Regions from separate parts of the Homo sapiens genome. Here region 2 is linked to region 1. Evidence: read pairs that join two places in POLR2A ChIA-PET (ENCODE). Cell type or tissue: Panc1. All regions are shown on one strand. Links, peaks and the distances in the headings refer to the core of each region. The heading gives the core; the rest is flanking DNA.

Evidence for each region. ChIA-PET counts read pairs that join two places held together with the same protein. Peaks named below come from ENCODE experiments on the same cell type or tissue, not always from the same donor. Only the 100,000 strongest peaks of a DNase experiment are listed, where the experiment ranks them.
Region 2: POLR2A ChIA-PET joins it to region 1 with 6 read pairs; 2 of 35 experiments call an interaction of 5 or more read pairs at or near these places.

The regions. Positions count from the first base shown.
Region 1 is chr5:108,371,435-108,379,410 of GRCh38, reverse strand. All of the region lies in intron 1 of FBXL17 (F-box and leucine rich repeat protein 17), which reads left to right. Among named protein-coding and RNA genes, the nearest start is that of FBXL17, 6.7 kb to the left of the region's middle. In Panc1, for the core only: no CTCF peak of the experiment used is centred there; no DNase peak of the experiment used is centred there; H3K27ac peaks cover 1,022 bases.
Region 2 is chr5:108,104,133-108,112,285 of GRCh38, reverse strand. The region is part of intron 6 of FBXL17 (F-box and leucine rich repeat protein 17); the gene reads left to right. Among named protein-coding and RNA genes, the nearest start is that of FBXL17, 270 kb to the left of the region's middle. In Panc1, for the core only: no CTCF peak of the experiment used is centred there; no DNase peak of the experiment used is centred there.

The DNA.
Region 1 (7,976 bases), core at 1-5,000:
TTGTTGGAAGAGTAATTGCCTACTCTTTGTGTGCAGAGGTGCATTTTAGGACAAAGGGAACTTTCTTGAGTCCTTTAAATCACTGGGTGATATGGATAAATAAAATATCAACAAATATTTGGTATAGAAACTTGATTGCTGTCTTCTTATTTGGCAAATAAGACTGTTTCAAAATGAACCAAAACAAAGCCAGGTACCTTCTACTTACAAATTATTTCATGAGGTAAAAAACATTTTAATGCCGAGAAAAAAAAGGGACATGATCTCATAATAAAGAGAAACTCTAATAGAATAAAATAAACTTATCCTATACCGCGTTGTTCTCTTTCATATTTTTTCCTGAGGATTGTTGAAAACTTTGTCTAAAGGACATATGGGAATTACCATGGGCTTGCCCTATTGTGTGTATTTGGACATGTTATGTAGATTTCCATTCCTTGTATTAGAAAATTCTAATAAAGATTCTCTGTCTGAGTCTGATGGTCCTAGTGGTATTCAGCACGAAGTGAGCTGTACTGTCTGGGATGAATTGAATTAGCGATTGTTCAGTGTCTGCCAACCCCAGTTTTTGGGTGCAGCGACTCTGGATTCGTAATCTTGTTCATTGCTCTGTCTCCTCCTTTAAGTGCAGTGTCTGGCATATAGTAGCGCTCAGTAAATACTTACGAACGAATGTATCATCAGGTGTTTAGAGTCTGTGCTGAGACTCAGGGTGAATACGCCACACCACGAAGAGATATTTCTAAGGAATGTCCATATTCTGACTGGAGTTGCTGTTGGAGCCACGGTAGAGCCATGTGGTGGTGAAAGGATTCTGGCTCTGCTGGTAAGGACTGGAGTTGTTTGACTTGGAGAAGGGAAGACTTATGGAGCTATGACAATTTTTCTTTTCTAATATTAGAAGGGTTGCGTAGAGAGGCACAAGTCTATCATCACTATTGGAAAACATTCTTAGAAATTATGCCCTGTTCTCCTGGTAGGGAGTCAATAGCTATTATAATTGTATTGCTTTTGCTTCATCTTTTATGCTAGGAAGTTACTATAGCTGTAAAAACAAAACAAAACAAAACAAAAAAACAAAAAACAAAAACGAGGCAGGTAGAATTTGGGAGAGAAATGTGAGGATGTTTAAGAATTTAAAGGATGTTTTTTGGGAAAGCTACCATACTTGCCCATTTTTTTTTTTTTATGGCAGAGGAGAGAAACTAAACTATATGTTGCATCATAGGCTAATTTTTGGCTCAATATCAACAAGGATGTTTCTCTTTTATATAGGTTAATATTACCTGCTTTAAAGCAGTCAAAAATGCATTTTAATATAATAGTTTCTTTAACAAGTTGTTTGCCTTTGGCAAAATATCCTATTTTATGCTTATTACCCACATCTTAAATTTCTTCACTTGGATAAACAAATCTGGATTTAGTCAATGACTTGTGGTTTATAACAGCCATATCACTTTTATATAAAAGATAATAGCTAAAGTCAGGCAGGTTTCAAACAAGATGCTACTTGGTTGCAGTGACCATGCCCTACATGTTGATTGTTAACTGACAAATTAGCCCTTTAAGACCACATAGTCCTTTAACCTTAAAAAATGATCTAGGCCATCTAAGTTTTTATTTTCTCATTTATAAAATGAGGAGGACAAGCATAAAAATATCCGCAAGAAATGTACTTTCACCTGTGGCTGCATGAAGAGTTTGGTGAATCCTTTCCACACACAAGTATAAAAATGGCAGAATTGCCCAAAACTATTTGAACTCTGGAAATCAACCAAAAGCAAAGAAAATCATTGAGAAACATTTATTCTTAGGAAAACTGTTAGATCTTCAGGTAAGAATAGTGCAAGTCTACAGCATTCTCGCGTGGGCTTCTACTGTGACCTCCTGTCCCAGCACTTTTGGCAAGAATTGTAGTTTGGAAAACCAGCAGCTTCGCTGTCAGACAGCTGATTCAATTTGGGGCAATGAGTAAAAACCTTTGTCGATAAAATGTACTGAACTTGGTAGGGGAAAACAAGGAAAAACCATGTATTTGCTAGTTTAAGGTTGTAGTGCCAGTTGGGGTGAGTGGAAGAGTAGCTATAAATTAAAAGGCAGACCCTGGAAATGAGAGAACCATAAAGGGATAACCTCTTCACATATCCTGGCATAACGTGAAACTATGCACATGTGTAGGGGAGACCTGAGGTTGTCTAACTGAGAGCAAGGGCCAAGGCAGATGAGAATTCTTTAAGCTTTGAATGTGCCCTTCTTAACCCAGATACAGATTAAAGAGCAGGCTCAAGCTGTTTGAGCATATCTTTGGCATGTACATAGCTGAAAACTAAGATATTCAGACACAGAATGACTTCTCTAGAAAGCCAGGCTAAAACATATATATGTGAATTAAAATCTGAACAGATGTAGTCACACTGCCCAGGACACAGATTCCACAGTTTAGGGCCAGACATGTTAAAAGGCTCAGAAATATAAAATTCTACACTGGTGGCCAGGTGCGGTGGCTCACGCCTGTAATCCCAGCTTGAACCCGTGGGTGGAGGTTGCAGTGAGCCGAGATCACACCGCTGCACTCCAGCCTGGCAACAGAGTGAGACTCTGTCTCAAAAAAAAAAAAAAAAAAAGAATATACACTGGCTATGTTATCCAAAATGTCCAGTTTTTAACAACAAATTTTAAGACACGTAAAGAGACAGAAAAATGTGACCCATGCTGAGGGAAAAAGAAAGCAGTTAATAGAAACTGACTGTGAGTGAGCCTAGATATTAGACTTAGCAAAGACTTCAAACTGCTATTATAAACATGGTAAAAGAAAGGAAACATTATTTAAATAATTACAGGAGAATATGATGACATTGACCCAACAAATTGGAAATCTCAATAAAGAAATGAGAGCTGTAAAAAAAGTTTTATTCTTTTTGATGCTATTATAAATGGAAGTGCTTTCTTAATTTCATCTTCAGATGATTCATTGCTAGTATATAAAAATATTTGCTTATTAGCTCTAAAATTAATTTTTGTGTTTATTCTCTGGGATTTTCTCTATATAAGACCATGACATCTGTGAATAGAGGATGTTTTAATTCCAGCTCCCCAATCTGGATGCCTTTTGTTTATATTCCATGTCTAATTGCCCTAGCCAGAATCTCCAGTACAATGTTGCATAGAAGTCATGATGCAGAAATCCTTGTTTTGTTTCTGATTTTGGGGAAAAACTTTTAGACTTTTACCATTAAGTATAATGATAACTAGGGGTTATTGGTAGATGCTCTTTCTCAGGTTGAGGAAGTGTTCTTTTATTCCTATATTTCTGAATGTTTTAATCAAGAAAGGGTATTAGATTTTGTCCAGTGCTTTTTCCTGAATCAGTTGAGATGATCATGTGTTTTGTTTTTGCTTTTTACCTTTATTCTATTAATATGGTGTGTTACATGGGTTTTTTTCATATGTTGAACCATCCTTGCATTCCTGGGATAAATCCTACTTGGTCATGGTGTATAACCCTTCTACTATACTGTGGATTTAGTTTCCTTATATTTTATTGAAGATTTTCACATCGGTATTCATAAGGGACATTGGTCTGTAGTTTTTTGAGATTTCTTTGCCTGGCTTTGGTATCAGGATATGCTGGCCTTATAGCATGAGTTGGGAAGTAGTATCCCATCCTCTCATTTTTGGAAGAATTTAAGATAGATTGGTGTTCATTCTTATTGAAGCATATTACTGGTGAGGCCATCTGGTCCTTGTCTTTTCTTTGTTGTAAGTTTTTTGTTTTTTATTACATATTCCATCTTTTTACGTGCTGTACATCTACTCAGATTTTCTATTTCCTTTGAGTCAGTTTTTATAGTTTATATTCTAGGAATTTGTCATCTATTTCATCAATTTGGTAGCATACAATTATAGTATTCTCTTATAATTGTGTACTTTTTGTAAGGTTGATATTAATGTTCCCATTTTTATACATGATTTTAAAATTTGAGTCTTCTCTCTTTATTCTTAGTCTAGCCAATTTTGTGTGTGTGTGTGTGTGTGTGTGTGTGCAGGGTCTCTGTCACCCAGGCTTGAGTGCAGTGGTGTGATCATAGCTTATAGCTATGTAAATGGAAGTGCAGCCTTAAACTCCTGGGCTCAAGTGACTTTCCCTCTTGTCAGCCTCCTGAGTAGCTGGGTGCACAGGCATGCTGGCGCATGCCTGGTTAATTTCTTAAATAATTTTTGTAGAGACAGGGTCTTGCTATGTTTTCCAGGCTGGTCTCAAACTCCTGGCTTCAAGCAGTCCTCCCACTTTGGCTTCCCAAAGTGCTGGGATTATAGGTGTCAACCATTGTGCTCGGCCTCATCATTTTAAAGAATAAACTTTTGGTTTTGTTGATCATCTATTATTTTTCTAGTCTATATTTCATTTGTATTAGCTGTATTTTTTCCCCCTTGTTTCTGCTTAGTTTGTATTGAGTTTTCTTTTTATAGTTTCTTGAGGTAGAAGTTTAGGTTGCCAATTCAAGATCTTTCTTCTTTTTAAATGTAGTTACTTGTTTCTGTATCCCATAGATTTTGCTATATGTGTTTGTTTTCATTAATTTCAAATTATTTTCTAGTTTTCTTTATGAGTTCTTCTTACTTGTTGATTGTTAAATTTTCATGTATTTGTGAAATTTCCAGATTTCCTCCTGTTAGTGATTTCCCCTCCTCTTTCCTCACCTCCCTTCTCCTCTTCTCTTTTCTTTCATTTTTTGAAACAGAGTCTCACTGTATCACCCAGGCTGGAGTGCAGTGGTGTGATCATGGCTCACTGCAACTTCTGCCTTCTGGGCTCAAGCAATCCTCCCACCTCAGCCTCTCTAGTACCTTGGATTAAAGGTGCACATGCCACCACGCCCGGCTAATTTTTGTATTTTTTGGTAGAGATGGGAGTTTTGCCATGTTGCCCAGGCTGGTCTTAAACCCCTGGGCTCAAGTGATCTGCCTCCCTCGGCCTCCCAAAATGCTGGAATTATAGGCCTGAGCTGCTGTTCCTGGCCTCTGTTACTGATGTCTAATTTCCTTTCATTGTCATTGGAAAAGATACTTTGTATGAGCTTAATATTTTCAAATTTGTTGAGACTTGACTTGTAGTGTAGTATTTTAGACTTTGGTCTTTGAGAATGTTTTTATGCACTTCAGAAGAATGTGTATTCTATTTTGTGTAGTGTTCTAGAGATATCTGATAGGCCATGTTTAAGTCTTGTTCAAGTGTTCAGTTTACTTGTTCATCTCTTGTCTGGTTGTTCTATCCATTATTGAAAGTTGTACGTTGTAGTCTCCAAGCATTAATGCGGAACTCTTTTTGGTTTTTTTCCTTTCAATTCTGTCAGTTTTTGCTATATGTATTGTTCCATGCTTTTACTCTCAATCTGTGTATATTTTTGGATCTAAATTGAGTCTCTTGTAAACAGTATATAATTGGATTGTGTTTTTACATTTTATCCTGTTATTCATTGTGTCTTTCTTTTTGAGACAGGGTCTCAGTCTGTTGTCCAGGCTGGAATGCAGTGGCACGATCACAACTCACTGCAGCCTCGACCTCCTGGGCTCAAGCTATTCTCCAACCTCAGCCTCCCATGTAGCTGAGACCATAGGTGCATACCACTATGGCTGGCTAATTTTGTCATTTTTTTTGTGGAGACAGGGTCTTGCCATGTTGCCCAGGCTGGTCTTGAACTCCTGGGCTCAAGTGATCCACTCAACACAGCCTCCCAAAAGTGCTGGGATTGCAGGTGTGAACCACTGTGCCTGGCCCTGGCCTTATGTGTCTTAACTGGAAAGTTTAGCCCATTTACATTTAGTGTAATTAGTGATAAGGAAATACATTTACTATTTTATTATTTGTTTTCTCTATGTCTTATATATTTTTTGTTTGTCAATTCCTCTGATGCTGTTCTTTGTGTCAGATATTTTCTAGTGTACCATTTTGATCCCCTTCTCATATATACATATAATTCTCACATTATATAAATAAATATAACATATCTAAATATATTAATATATTTAGATATATATTTATATTAATATATATTTAGATATATTATATTTAGATATATATTAATAAAAATTTAATATATTTAGATATATATTATATTTATATTAATATATTTAGATATATATTATATTTATATTAATATATTTAGATATATATTATATTTATATTAATATAATATATTTAGATATGTTATATTTATGTAATGTGAGAATATGTATATATGAGAATTATATATATAAATAAAATATAGTAAATAATTATGTGTGTATTTCTTAGTATTTACCCTGGGGGTTATAATTAACACTATATATTATAACAATTTAGTTTGAATTAATACCAGTTTAGTTTCAGTGGTATATAAAAACTTTGCTCCTGTATTTGTTGTTATTGTCACAAGTTACAGCTTTATGAATTTTGTGCCAATCAATATAGATTCATAATTACTGTTTTATGTAGTCTTTTAAATCATATAGCAAAGAGGAGGCATTGCAAACCAAAGACACAGTAATATGCACTTTTATATTTACCTATGTAAATACCAACAATTACTGGTATCCTTTAGTTCATATGTGATTTTAAGCCACTGTCTGATCCCCTTACATTTCAGCCTGATGGACTCTTTATAGTATTTCTTTTAGGGGAAGTTTACCAGTGACAAACTTCCTCAGTTTTTGTTTATCTGGAAATATCTTAATTTTGCCTTTATTTTTAAAGGGTTGTTTTACCAGATAGAGGATTCTTGGTTGACAGTTTCCTTTCAGCATTTTGAATATGTTATCCCACTGCCTTCTGGTCTCCATGGTTTCCAGTGAAAAATCAGTTGTTGATTGTATTGAGTGTCCTTTTCACGAGTTGCATTTTTCTTGCTGCTTTCAGGGTTCTCTCGGTTTTTGTCTTTCAACAATTTGATTATGATGCATCTTGATATGAATCCTTTTGCATTTATCCTGCTTGGAATTCATTGAGTTTATGAGCTAGATTCATGCCTTTCATCAGATTTGGAAAGTTTTAGCCATTATTTCTTCAAATATTTAGGCCTCTTTCACTCTCTTTTCCTTCTGTGCCTCCAATTATATGTATATTAGTATGTTTGGTGGGGTTCCACATGTATGTTCATTTTCCTTCAGTCCACAGACTCAGTAATTTTAATTTACCTATCTTTAGGTTTGCTGATTCTTTCTTCTTGTAGAGGTTCAAGGGATTTTGATGTTTCTCAAGAAAGAGATATGATTATAAGAAGTGGTAACACACAACAAGCTTCATTTGGTGGCACTTGGACAGGATTATATGAGAGGAAACTTCTTTTACAGCATGAAGCTGTGCAGAGGCTTACAGCGAGGTAGACTGCCATACAGAAGGGGAGGAGGGCAAGGCAACCCCTGGGGAACAGGAGAATTGGAGAGCAGGCTTACCTGTCTAGGTGATGTCACTCAGCAGCATGATGGGATGTGTAAAAATTTGAGTTTGGTACTAGTGGGCTCTTGAGCTAATGAGTCTCGTCCTGCAGTGAAGAAATAACCTAGGAACCAATACACAGAGGTCATCTTTGGCTTATTTATATAACACTTCCACTTGCTCTAATCTGTTTAATCTCTGTAGTGAATTTTAAAATGTCATTACTGTATAATTTAGTTCTATAATTCTTATTTGATTTATTTTCATAATTTCTACTTTTTATTAATATTCTCTATTTGGTGAGACATTTCTATTTGGTTCTCATAATTTCCTTTAGTTCTTTGTCCACGGTTTTCTTTAGCTCTGTGAGCATGTCTTAAATTGTTGATTTATTGTCTTTGTCTAGTAAGTCCAATGTCTGGGTTTTCTCATGGGCAGTTTCTTTTCATTTCCTTTTTTCTTGTGAATGGGCCAGCAAACTGTAGCCCTTCACAGGCCAAATCCACTGCCAGTTTTTGTAAATCGTGTTTTATTGGCACATAGTTGTATACATTCATTTATG
Region 2 (8,153 bases), core at 1,122-6,121, 270 kb after region 1:
TCCCACTTATTCCTTAATGATGGTTCTTTCTCTGGCCTCAGTAGTTTTCTTTTTTATGTGACCAGACCAGTATTCAACCAAAGACTCAATTGGACTGTGCCTATCTCCAGAGCTTGCTCACTTGCCCTTTCTGTGCATCTGCCTCCTTTCTGGCACTCTTCCCAGCATATTCTGGTCACCTTGGTGTCCTAGAGCCCTAAACTCTGTCTCCTAAGCCAAGCAAGACTGTTGGGCCTGTTTGGGATCTCCTTTCCCTTGCCGCATCCAGAAACTCTCTCCAGGCATTGAACGTTTTACTTATGTATATGGCTGTCCTCATTTGTCTCCTTTCTCTCAGATATTATTATGCAGCATTACCCCTTGTTCAATGTGTGTCAACAGATTTATGACAGAGTGCTAACATGATCTATATACTGGGTTCTCTGAACACTGCTTGAACTTCTGTAAGCTCAAGGGCAGTGACTAAGTAATCAATCCATTTGTAAACATTTATTGAGAGTTAATTATGTAATAGGATTTTATTAATTATTGGAAATACAGAGATGAATCAAGTGTGGTCCCGTAGCCTAGTTGAAAAAGCTAGCATGTACAGACAGTTTTTTACACTGACTGAGATTAAAAGATTATTATAATTGGGGATTATCCTGAGAGATCAGAAGGTCTTAGAAACTTTGTGTTTGCAGGATGTAGCATGTAACTAGATCTTGTATACAGCATTCAATAAATACTTAAGAATGAATGATAGTGTAGCTAATTTATAAGCATATTCTGCTAAGAAATGCTTACAGCCTTTTCTCTTAGTTCCCAAGATAGCTTAAATAAATAAGAATATGATGATGTGTTTTAGAGAAAAATAATCTGACTTCAGTTTGAACTATCATGAATATTATTTATTGACAATTCCAAAAAACTTTAAATGTAACATTGATATCTAAGTTATATAGTCTTGTTTTGTTTCCAATTATCATATCAAACAATTGAAAAATACCAATCCAATCAAACCTTTATTTGTAACTGCTGCTCCCTCTTTCTTCTTTTTCTTTTCTTTTCTTTCTTTTTTTTTTCTTCTTTTTACTTATTTCTGTTCATGTTTTGAAAAGCAGGGTCTGCAGATAGTTATTTATATGTATGAATTCACTGGTTCATTCTAGTGCGAAATAGGTCATTCTGAAACAGTGAGAAATGTGATTGCTGAATTTCAAGCAGTTTTTGCTGCTCAGCTGGAACTGTAGAAAAAGGAAAGGGGTCAGGCCAGCACTTGTTGAAGATTTCTTGTTGCCATTGTCCTAGTAAAAGAGACTTGATGCTGGTGAATGTGGACTATTCAATGTATTAGGGAGGAGGAAAGGGAGGCTTAGTACCTAGTTTAATAATTATTATGATATTTTAGTTTAACCACTCTTTAGAAGGTTAATACAAAAAATCAAATGCCATCCTAATAAAGATGTGCAGGGCTTTTTCTCCTTAAAAAGAAACTAGGTACAGCAAATAATGGCACTGTGAAAACTTTGAGGCACAAATTCGCCCCTTTTTTTTTTGCATGCTAATATACTGAAAAAGAAAGAAAGCTGCAGTAGGATTGGCAGGTTATGATTCTCATAAAAAATAACAAATTTTTAAACAAGAAAATAAAGAATACTTTGAAAAAATTGTACATTACTCAGCATCGAAAAATGGAAATCATTTAATCTTGTGCCTTCTTCTCCTCTGTGGAAACTAGGGTTCTAAATAGGAAACTACTTTCAAATGGTAAACTGTTTACAAATTTGATAAAAAGAGCCCATTAATTAAAATCTGATTCCCACATTCAAGTGACAATTTTCTTTATGAATACATGCATTAATTCATAGGTTTTTTGTTTTGTATGACATAGCTGTGATGTACCGCAATTATTTCCATTAATATCTAGTTAAGAAATTTCAGAAATTCTATTTTTAGAAATATGTACTTTAGTCTATTTCAGTTGTTAATATAAATAAATAGACTATATTACTGATGAATTTCTTTCAAATTAAACTTGAAGAGAGGATCTTATAAGAGATTAATTCAAAATTATGCTCAGGTTCTGCTTGGGTGTTCTTGAACCCAGTAAACCACTGGATTTTAAAACAAGTGAGTGAGAATGAGTACTGACAGAACAGTGAGAGTTTTGCTTGGCTGGCCAAGGAGGAGGTGTGAGCTACGGGCACACCCTTCCCATTTAGAAGCTGTGTGGTACCAATAGGCTATGATCTTAATCACTTATTTACCTGTAACCTAGAAGAGAATGAAGGTATGTGACTCAGTCATATGGCAGACTTTTAAATGGAAATATTCATTATAAGGAAAAGGAATTCTTTCTCTGATTTTAATAGAATGGAAGTGTTCTCTCCCTCAACCCCATGACCCCACCTTCTGTGGACTGAATGAATTTGATGTTTGAAAAGTGATTCAGATAAAATGTAGTATTGTGATCAAAGATGTCTCAGAACATCTTAATCATGTATTGCTCTTGTATTGATATACATTGTTTACATTGAGCTAATGCAATAATGTAATTAAATATTCCCATAGTACAGTATGGGAATCTGGGAGTGGGGCACTAACTGGTATTCCATTCTGTGGGGGAAAGAAATTTCTCTTCTTATCCCTTACTAGGTTCATGGCTCAGACCCCTATAACAAGACAGATAATCAAGAAAAAAAACATACAAATGTATTTAAATATAAGTTTTATGTGACATAGGGGCTTTCATAAGGAAATTAAAACCTAAAGAAACAGGTAAACCTGTATATTTTTTATGCTAGGTTTGATGAAAAAGTCAGTCAATACAGAGAAGTGTGATTGGACAAAAGGGTTATGATCTAATGGTAATAAACTGGGAAGAACTTACCAAGTCTTGTCTGTTGAGATTCTTCTCTGTGTCCCTGTATCATCAGACATGAGGATGTTCCTTTCTTGTGGATATAGAGTGGGCACCTCTCACATGAAAGTCTTATGACCTGCTTCAGGGGAAGGTCAGAAAAAGGATGTGGGGAAGGTGAGAGTGACCTTCCTCCTTCTGCTATTTTCTCAAATGCCAAGGTACCATATTTTGGGGAAGTGTGTCCTGACCCTCATCAGTTCTCTCCATTACTCTTTGTCCTTCCTTTTGTAAATCTCAGGTATTTCCCTTACTGTTCTCCTTTTTACTTTCCCAATAGGTCTTTGAAAGTGTGAGTCTTGGCTGGGCGCAGTGGCTCACGCCTGTAATCCCAGCACTTTGGGAGGCCGAGGTGGGCGGATCACCTGAGGTCAGGAGTTCGAGACCAGCCTGACCAACATGGAGAACCCCATCTGTACTAAAAAATATGAAATTAGCTGGGCGTGATGGTGCATGCCTGTAATCCCAGCTACTCAGGAGGCTGAGGCAGGAGAATCGCTTGAACCCGGGAGGCGGAGGTTGCAGTGAGCCGAGATCACACCATTGCACTCCAACCTGGGCAACAAGAGCGAAACTCTGTCTCAAAAAAAAAAAAAACAAAAACAAAGTGTGAGTCTTTTGGCCCACTGGGGAAACATATAATGGGGGTGCTTTTCCTAACTTGCCTTGTTTTAAGTAAGGACACAGATCCAGGATTTGTAAGGAGTGTTCTACTTAGTGCTGAAAAAATTGGAGAGGATAACAAAGTATTTTTTTACAGTAGAAAACTAAAGGAAAAATTAAGAAATCTTTAGTAATTGTTACCCATGTCTTTATTTAAATATATAGATCTATCCTAACATGATTATTCTTAGACATAACAACTTCATTCATTCATGAATCTATCAAACCTTTAAACGTGCTAGATATGCACCCCTAAGTGCCCCAAATTGACTCCTATATCTAAAGAGCTCATGATACTTTATAGTTTTCTAAACACTTTCATTAAGGTTCATCTGATTGTTTATCTACTTTTTTAACAAATACTGTTGATTTCCCTATTGTTAGCACTGGAGTTACAGCAGTGAATAAAATAAAACTACACTGTCTTTGTGGGGTTATATTCCAGCAGGAAATGGATAATGGACAAGTAGAAATATTCTTTACATCACATAGTTGGTAAGAAAAGTATAAGAGATTAAATGGATGTAGAAGGTGGGGTATATGTTTGCAGTTTGAAATACAGCTCATGGAGGAGCTATCACTGAAGGAGAAACTTAAGTAAAATCAAGGAGTAAGCCACATGGATAAATGAGTAAACAGTACGTACAAAGTCCTTGAAGCAGAAACACACTAGTGTGTTTGAGAAACAAAACGGAGGGCAGTATAGCCAGACCAAATCAGAGAAGGAAGGAAAGGTAGCAAATAAGGTTGGGGTGCGAGCCAACAGGCAGATTATATTGGGCCTTAATAGGTCATGCAAAGGGGTCTGGATTTTATTCTAGGTGCAATGGAAAGCCATTGGAAGATTTTGAACAGAATGAGAATGAGGTCTCTCTTTTCTTTTTCTTTTTTCTTTTCTTTTTTTTTTTTGAGACAGAGTCTTGCTGTGTTGCCCAGGCCGGAGTGCAGTGGTGCCATCTCAGCTCACTGCAAGCTCTGCCTCCCGGGTTCATGCCATTCTCCTGCCTCAGCCTCCTGAGTAGCTGGGACTACAGGTGCCCGCCACCATGCCTGGCTAATTTTTTGTATTTTTAGTAGAGATGGGGTTTCACCGTGTTAGCCAGGATGATCTCAATCTCCTGACCTCGTGATCTGCCCGCCTTGGCCTCCCAAAGTGCTGGGATTACAGGCTTGAGCCACCGTGCCTGGCCGAGATTTCTCTTAAAGGAATCTAACAAAGTGAAATTGTCAAGCCTCAAAGGAAAGTGAATTATAAATTAATGACTGATCATGTAGACACTTTGCTTAACAGTTAAAAAGCATTTGTGTCGTTATTTCATCTAATTAACAGAAAACACCAAAATAATATACTTTTCGTAGTTGTATTTAAAATTCAGAGGTTTTCACTTTGGGAAGCCAAGGTGGGTGGATCACCTGAGGTCGGGAGTTCGAGACCAGCCTGACCAACATGGAGAAACTCTGTCTCTACTAAAAATACAAAACTTAGCCAGGCGTGGTGGCACATGCCTGTAATCCCAGCTACTCGGGAGGCTGAGGCAGGAGAATCGCTTGAACCCAGGAGTTGGAGGTTGCAGTGAGCTGAGATCTCACCACTGCACTCCAGCCTGGGTGACAGAGTGAGACTCTGTCTCAAAAAAATAAATAAAATTAAGCTCAGAGATTTTTAAGGAGGAAATTTTACATAATTGATTTTTATAATATTTTCCATTTTTCTTGTTTTCTGAGCATTTCCTTTAATTTTTTTCACCTCTTTAAAAAATAACTTTATTGAGATGTAATTTACATACCACAAAATTCACCCATTTAAGGTGTACTATTCCATGGTTTTAGTGTATTCACAGTGGTTTAGTATATTCATATTTAGTATATTCACAGTTTAGTGTATTCACTATTGCTACTATCTAATTTCAGTAAATTTTCATCAGTCCCAAAAGAAATTCTGTAACCCATAGCATCACTCCTGATTTATTCCTTTTCCTCAGCCCTTGGCAACTACCAATCTACTTTTTGTCTCTATGGATTTGCCTATTCTGGACATTTCATATAAGTGGAATACTGTAATATAATATGTACCCTTTTATGTTTGGCTTTTTTCATGTAATACAATGTTTTCAGTGTTCTTCCATGTTGTAGCACGTATTCACTTTCACACTTTCTTTTTATTTCCAAATAATATTCCATTGTACTGATACACCACATCTGTTCATTAGTTGATAGACATTCTGGTTGTTGCTACTTTTTTGCTATTGTGAATATTTGTATATACATTTTGGTGTGGACATATGTTTCCATTTCTCTTGGATATATACCTAGGAGTAGAATGGCTGGGACGTATGGCAACTTTACATTTAATATTCTGAGGAACTCCCAGACTTCCTTCCAGAGTGGTTGCACCATTTTATAATCCTGCTAGCAGAGTTTAAGAGTCTAATTTCTACACATTCTTGCCAACACTTGTTATTATCTGTCTTTTCAATTTTATTTTCATTAATGTTCACATTTAGAGGAACTAGAAACCTGTCCTGCTTGCTTGTTCTACATGCTCAGTTTTTCCCTGCTATAGACTGTGGTGGAGATGGTACCTCTGGTATGGTAGAAAGAGCCCTAAACTTAGAAGAATTGGTGTGAGTCCCAGTTTAGCACTTACTGCTTGAATGACCTTGAATAAATCATTCTCTTCACTTCTGTGAGCTTCAGTTTCCCCCTATTTAAAATAGGATTAACCCTTGCTTTCCGGCGATGATCCAGTAAAGCAATATGTAAAATATATTAGAAGATCAGATTCTTCCTCCTGTTCCTTTTCAGTCTCCCTCCGTTTTACTCTCTCTTTGATGCATATTTCTTAAGTAAATAAATAAGGAGAGATATTAAATAATTTTGCCTTAATGGCCTTTCCCTAATAAGATATAAACCCTAAACACGTTTTAAATTTCCTTTCTGTCTTTGTAATGGGTAGTTAATGTTAAAGTTAGTTGTATCAGCAGAAAAGTTGAAAGCAAAAGCAAAGTTTGTCTTCTGGTCTGTTCCATTTGGGAGGAATTTTATAATTTGTCTAGGATAATAAATGAAGTAGATAATCGACATACATGAATAATTAAGAGATGACTATATGGCTCTTTTTCTTTTCTAGTATTTAAATTGTTTTTCCACAGTTTTCTTATTTATTCTTATAACTTGAGTATGTATCCAAAGAAAGCTGTGTTTTCTCCTTTACCTTCTTTTCAGATAAAGGCAACTTTGAGAACATATGCAAGATCTAATATCTTCAAAACAGCATGTGGCCAAAGCCTTCACTGGTTTACAGCAGCCAGACTTTTCTGCCGCAGTTTTGCCTGAATCACCTTTTGAAGCCAAATTGACACAATTACAATCTTTCACAAGTGCCATCAACTTTCTTTCCATTGTGTTTTTCCCTCTTTGTGCCACTGGCCTGGCCCATTATTCTTGTCCAGCCCCCAAGGTCCACTTCAGTTGCGCCTTCTCCAAGAAGCCTTCTCTTCTCTTTCTTCATTCATTAGAATCCTTTTTATTTACTGCTATTTTTTGATACAAAAAGCAATTCATACATTAAAAAAATCACGGCCAGGTGTGGTGGCTCACGCCTGTAATCCCAGCACTTCGGGAGGCCGAGGCGGGCGGATCACAAGGTCAGGAGATCCAGACCATCCTAGCTAACACGGTGAAACCCTGTCCCTACTAAAAATACAAAAAATTAGCTGGGCATCGTGGCGGGCACCTGTAGTCCCAGCTACTCAGGAGGCTGAGGCAGGAGAATGGCGTGAACCCGGGAGGTGGGGGTTGCAGTGAGCCGAGATGGCACCACTGCACTCCAAGCCTGGGCAACAGAGCGAGACTCCATCTCAAAAAAACAAAACAAAACAAAACAAAAAACATAATTGTGTACTCCCCAAAGTACTCTATGTGTAACCTTCCAGTCTTTTAAAATACATATCCAAATACATTTTTGACAAAATGAGAATATCCCATATATGTTGTTGTGCACTTGCTTTGTCACAAAACTGTGGATCATCTATTGCACTCACTGAATGACTCACTTTTTATTTGTTTTTATTTAATGTTTTTATGTGGATTAGTCTTACTCGTCCAATTAAAATAAGACACATCTTGGAGGACAGAGACTATATCTTAACTCTCAAACTTTTGTTCTTCTCCATCAGGAATGCTCAGAGCTCTGCTCTGTAGGAGGTACTCAATAAGTGTTGTTGGTTAAATTGGACATTTTGAGCCTATACTTAGTGTGATGTTCTATAAATTCAAGAGAAGTCTTAGAGGATTGACTTCTTTATTTTCACTATAGGTAATCTTTCTAATGAAAATAACATTTAGAAGTACAATTGCATGTAAAATTGATATTTGTTTGCAGGGCTGGGCACGGTGGCTCATGCCTGTAATCCCAGCACTTTGGGAGGCCAAGGCAGGCAGATCACCTGAGGTCAGGAGTTCGAGACCAGCCTGGCCAACATGGTGAAACCCTGTTTCTACTAAAAGTACAAAAAATTATCCAGGCGTGGGTGCGCATGACTGTAATCCCTGCTACTCGGGAGGCTGAGGCAGGAGAATTGCTTGA